Linked DNA regions of Homo sapiens: region 1 is linked to region 2. The links are chromatin contacts, found by Hi-C or POLR2A ChIA-PET in ENCODE. All regions are on one chromosome and are shown on one strand. Each heading gives the region's core, a stretch centred on a gene start or an enhancer-like site at or near the end of the contact. The rest is flanking DNA. Distances are from core to core; before and after follow the strand shown. Region 1 overlaps KALRN (kalirin RhoGEF kinase). Region 2 overlaps SEMA5B (semaphorin 5B).

Evidence for each region. Hi-C counts contacts between places; a loop is a spot of excess contacts on that map. ChIA-PET counts read pairs that join two places held with the same protein, here RNA polymerase II (POLR2A).
Region 1: a loop to region 2 is called in a map of posterior vena cava, with 26 times the contacts of the local background. The contact joins two enhancer-like sites. A Hi-C loop is called at or near these places in 1 of 168 maps with a recorded cell type or tissue (posterior vena cava). POLR2A ChIA-PET finds 5 or more read pairs at or near these places in 1 of 52 experiments (OCI-LY7).

Annotation. Positions count from the first base shown.
Region 1 is chr3:124,056,043-124,059,011 of GRCh38, forward strand. All of the region lies in intron 1 of KALRN (kalirin RhoGEF kinase), which reads left to right. Among named protein-coding and RNA genes, the nearest start is that of KALRN, 24 kb to the left of the region's middle. Within about 2 kb of position 1,614, at least 5 of the 41 ENCODE cell types and tissues checked have a DNase peak (open chromatin) inside an H3K27ac peak, as active enhancers do.
Region 2 is chr3:122,968,882-122,971,611 of GRCh38, forward strand. The region is part of intron 1 of SEMA5B (semaphorin 5B); the gene reads right to left. Among named protein-coding and RNA genes, the nearest start is that of SEMA5B, 58 kb to the right of the region's middle. Within about 2 kb of position 1,415, at least 8 of the 41 ENCODE cell types and tissues checked have a DNase peak (open chromatin) inside an H3K27ac peak, as active enhancers do.

The DNA of each region.
Region 1 (2,969 bases), core at 364-2,863, 1.1 Mb after region 2:
CTGGAGAGCCTTTGTGCAGATTAAGAACAAAGGAGGCAATTTATCTCTTCAAGCATCAGGACTTTTAACCCTGTGTTCTTTAACCTCCCTTTCAGGGTTGTTTAACTTTTTGCCAGCCCCTTGCCTTGCAGGTCTTGTGTATGCTGTAGTTGAGGGGGCATTTTACAGGATTGCTCAGCTTTTGAAAGGAAATTTGTTTGTGTTTATTTTTTTTTTGAGGGAGGAGAGGAATCTCCCAAAATTTGATCAGTGGAAGTCTGTCCTTTGGATGTCAGTGGAGACCTCGAGTCGTCTGGCTGCCTTGTGCAGTTCTATGTCTGTAGCGTGGTGCAAAGGGGTATGTCCCCAGCCTGGAGAGGGGATTCCTGTATGCTGCTCTCAGCTATTATGCACTGGTTTCCTTTCTGATTCTGGGCAGGCCACTGTACCTCTCTGGGCCTGAGTTTCTTCACTATAAAGTGAAAGTGCTGAAATGGATGATCACTGAGGTTCCTTTAATCTCTTGAAAGTCTATGGGGTCTCTGATAATTTAGGAGAAAGTCTTCCTTTGCTTATCTCAACTCTGGGAAAATGCATGTTATAATGGTTGTCTTATGCCTGGGAGTCCCTGTTCTCAGACATGACACACAAAACGTACAACAACCTGCCACTGGCTGGTATCTGTCCCTAGCTATTAGAAATCCAGCCGCAACAAACCTCCAGCCTTGCCAGTCTCTGGATGAGCTTTACAAGCTAAGTTCTGAGCCAATTACAGTATCCTTAGTTTATTTTTTGTAGGACCCACCAAATATTTATGGGCTTCCCAGGAAAGTTCAGTCAACAATTTTAGGGTAGCTATAATCTATGTGTAACAACTACTCTTCAACATGATTTGTTTCCTCTCTTAGTCTATAAAGAGGATTTTTTGAAAGGAGAAAAGTTTTGTTTGAATTTTCTCAGAAACTCCAAGTTCTTTAAATTGGATATTTGGCAAATCTTTTTCCCCAGAGTTATCCATGTTGGCTGGCCCTGCCAGATCTTTTTCCTCTCTCTTAGAGGGAGTTTTAACTGCCATTGATTTATCCCTTACCACATTTGGCTTTGTGAAGAGCTGGTGGGGAGGACGATCTGCAGACTGCTTCTTCCTCTGGAGATTAAGCCTTCAGGACCATATCCTGTACTTTTTCTTAGTGCCTCCCACCATACCGCCCCCACTTTTGCCACTCTGTCTTCAGGTATGAGTACATTATTCTGGAAGCTGGGCAGAGAGTGAGGAACTGGGATTGAGGGAACAGAAGCAAGTTTTAAAGGTCAAGAAATTCTCATAGTTTATAGAATGATCAAGAGTCAGAACCAGAGGGGGAAGCCTGGCCAGAGTCAGCAAGGGGCCAGGGATCAGGGAAGTAGATAAAGGCCAAGAAGATAAAATGGTGAAAGCTCAATCATGGAAGGCAGTATACGATGCATTCAGCATCCAGGGCATCTGCAGAAGCAGAAGGAGCAGGAAGAGAGAGGGGAAGCAGATGTGAGTTTAACTGCAGCAGTCCTTATTGATTGAGGAATCTTTTTGCTTTGGCCCTGCCTGCACTTGTGCGCGTGCCAAACTCCCAAGCAGAAGGAGCCTGGGCCTGGGTGGTGGAGCCCAGTGAGAGGACCTGGCCGAGGCACAGTTGTTGATGTCATCAGCTGCTGCCTCCCTACTTCTCTCTGGAACAAGTCATCCTGTGAGGCTCTGTATTTCTGCTGCTCAAGGACCCGCTGTCCTTTCCATCGGTGAGACTGCAAGTATCCAGGTTTATTCCCTAAGCCTGGGGTTTCAACTTGAGGGGTCAAACTACCTGGATACATTAAGAAAATGAGACTGGGCAACTGTATTAGTTCCTTTTCATGCTGCTGATAAAGACATACCCAAGACTGGGCAATTTGCAAAAGAGGTTTATAATGGATTTACAGTTCCACAATTATGGCAGAAGGCAAGGAGGAGCAAGTCACCTCTTACATGGATGGCAACAGGCATAGAGAGCTTGTGCATAAAAACTCCCATTTTAAAAATAATCAGATCTCGTGAGACTCATTCGCTATTATGAGAACAGCCCAGGAAAGACCTGCCCCCATAATTCAGTCACCTCCCACTGAGTTCCTCCCACGACAGGTGGGAAATGTGGGAGTTACAATTCAAGATGAGATTTGGGTGGGGACACAGACAAACCATATCAGCATCCAAATTCCCCATAGAATATTATCCTTTAGCTTGATGGTCTTTAGATGTGTAATTTCCCCACTTCAGTTCATGATAACAGAGCTGCCTATATATCTTTCTCTGTGTCTTTAGCTGATGCCCTATCTTTGTGTTCTTGAGTCCTTGGGATGAGTTCACTCATTTTGTTGGGTGGGCCAAAGGGTCTTTCTGGCCGCAAGCAGAACAGGTTGTGAACTAAAGATACCCATTTATCTTTGTGCTTTTATTCAGTAACCAAGAGGGGCCCTTCCTGCTTTTTGACCCAACTCTCCTCCAATTACCTTTTTCTTCTTTCTCAAGCTTGAAAGTTTTGAATCTACATATCTCTCTATGGTGCCTGAGAGCACTAGCCTTATCTGTGGCTTGGCTCAGCATGGCAGGCTTCAGCCTTGACCTGCAATTGGATTTTTCTGGGAATTTCTTACTAGAATTGATCCAGCCCAATTAAATCAGTAAGCTTCCCTGTAGTATCTGTCTTTTCACCCTTCACTCATAGATTTAACATCTCTTTTAACCTTTTCCAAATTGGACCATTCATCCTCCAGGCTGAAGATGAAAGAGTCTAGATTTATTTTATATATTTGTATATATTTTTAAAAAAACTATATTATTTCTATACTGTAAGCATTCAGGTTAAAGTTTGAATCTTGAAAGTAGCTTCTTTAAACATAATTGTGACAAATATCACTCTGTTGATTGTTAGTTTACACTTGTCTGAGACCAGCTCTAATTCCACTGGGTATGTGCTCCT
Region 2 (2,730 bases), core at 165-2,664:
CTTTGGGGATCCCCTCTTTTGAGCATTCTAACATCTTCTGTTCACTTACCAATGCTTACGTCTGACTCAATTTTTCTCACCAATGATCCCCAACTTGTGAAATCCCAGATACCAGGACTTCTGGTGAAAATACATGGGTTCTGTGCTCGAATAATTTTAATTATATCTAAGCTTTCTCCTGTTCTTTTTTCTATGACAGACAGTGTGCTAATTATTTTTCAAATGTGATCTCATTTCATCCTCACCATATGGCTATAAAATAAGCTTTACTGCCTCTTTTCAGATGAGGAAACTGAGGCTCAGAGAGGTTGGGTGGCCTGTCCAAAGTCACACCAGAAGTGGCAGAGCCGGATCTGCTCTCAGATCTCTTTGATGCCAAAGCGCATGCTTTTAGTCAGCCTGCTTCCCACCTCCTTCCAGGGATGCTTTGGAGACAGATTCACCAGGAAGGAAGGTGAAGGTGCTCTCTCCTGGCTGTGGGGGCACAGAGAAGGGATACCACCCAGGTCTCCTCCTGATTCCCTGTATCCAAAGCTGAGTCCAGCCCAGTTCCTCTCCCACTGCCCAGAGCTTCCTCCCTGCGTCCTATCCCGTGCTGTGTCCTGGATGCATTTTCTTTCTCTCTCCTGGTCAGTATGCCTGCTACTGCCAGGGCCTCTGATCGTAATTCTCTATTCCAGTGTCTCCAATGAGAGCTCCCAGCTCCACTCCCATTCTGCTCCACCTCATGGACATCACAGCCCCTAGGTCACTCCAGCCTTCCTGGCACCCACCTGCATTGATATTTCTGTGTCCCACTCACTGCTGCGGGTGTTGAAGTCACTGGCCCCTTCTGCTTTCCCAAGTTCCCTGACGCAGGGAAAGTCACTGCTTATTAGTTTGTGCCAACAGCGGGGGTGGCAGAGAGCAGCGAGGCAGATAATCTGAGGTAGTGGGGAATGTAAGAATCATCTCTATTTGGCTGTGGAAGGTATTTTTGGACTTACAGTTGAATGTGGGTGTGTGTTATGTGCTGGGAATTCACAACACTTCAAGCCAAATACTGAAGCTCAACCAGCAGGACCTGGCTGCTGGTTTCAGGAATTAGAAAGCTGTCCACCCTGTTCCTATTTCCTGCAGAGTTGGGTGGCTCCGTGTCTCGGCTGATGTTCAGGACCAGCTGAAGCAGAACTGCTACTTCTCTAGGGCTCAGAAACCACACTTGCCCCTGACCTAGAGCCCGGGCTGCAAATATGGGTGCCCACAGCAGGTGGGCAGCCAAGTGAGGCCAGCTGGTGTCACACAAAACGGAATGGCAGAGCCAGGACTGTGAACCCCTTCAGGAGGGCACCATCACTTCTCAGGGACAGCTGCTCCTCAGCTCCAGCTGATGACAGAGGCCAAACAAAACACATCTATGAAAGAATTTGGCCCTCTGACAACTGGATTGCAGTCTCCAGCCTCGTGGTTCTCACACTAATGTGCATCAGAATTGCCTGGAGGGCTTGTTACAACCGATTGTTGGGCCCCTTCTCCAGAGTTTCTCATTCAGTCAATCTAGGGTGGAGCCCAAGATTTTGCAATTCTAGCAAGTTCCCAGGTGATGCTTACGGTCTAGGGACCGCACTTTGGGAACCACTGCTATAGCCCAGCAGCTAGAGAATAAGAGAGCTTCCCACCTCCTTACCTTTTAGTATTTGCAAGCCTCTTTTTGGTGTCAGCTCAAGAGGTAATCATGTCCTTTAGAAGTTAAAAGTCAGAAGAAAGGGTGAGACACATCTATTAAATGGCAAATATTTCATGAACATCTCGTTTAATCATCACAGCCTTCCTGCAAGGTAGGTATTATTGCCCCTACTTTACTGCTGAGGATCTAAGGCACAGAGATGTTCATGACTTGCCCAAGGTCGCACAGCTAGGAAGGACAATTCTGGGACGGAAATCTACATCAGCCTAACTCCAGTGCCCATGCTTTTCCCAAATCATCAAACTGCCCAGAGAAACAGGGCCTCTTTGCAAAATATACCCTCTTTCTGGGGGTTGAGCAGAATAGCCTTCCCTTTAGGGACCCTTCTAAGTTTGTCCATCAGGGGCATTTCACAGGAAGGGCTGGATCAAGAGCCAGAAGGCTTGGAGAGGGGAGAGTCTTTTGCCTCCTTCCAAAGGGAATGATCAATAAAGACCTGGTCCTGGAGCACTACCCAGTGGCCTATAATTCCCAGGAGACAGGAGGGCTGACCCTGGGGCAGCATAGTGCCCTGGAAGTGCCAGGCCTGAGGAAGTCACTCCTGAACAAACCACCTTAGTCCTTGGGAATACATCAGAGCAGGATGGGAGAATTATCTGGTTAATGTCTGCAAACTGGTGGCAGGAACCATGTCTGTTTTGCTCAGTGCTATATCCCTAGCTGCTAACCCAGCACCAGTCACATAAGAGACGCTGAATTATTTGTTGAATGAGAGAATGACTGAATGGTGGAACAAAGTGCAAGGAATCTTTGCTCTTAACCAAAGGGACTATGGGAATCTTTGCTCTTAGCCAAAGGCACTAATGTGCCCACTCATGGTTGAAAGTGTAGACACTCATAAAGCAGCCAGCCTTGAGAAGGGAGATGTGGCAGGTGATAATTCTGCTTCAGGTAATTGATCGGAAATGTTTTCCAAATCCATCATGGGGCATGAAGCAAAGATATTAACAGGTCTGCCAAGAGCCAGCAAGAATAAGGTCTTATTTACCTCTGGATCCTCAGCC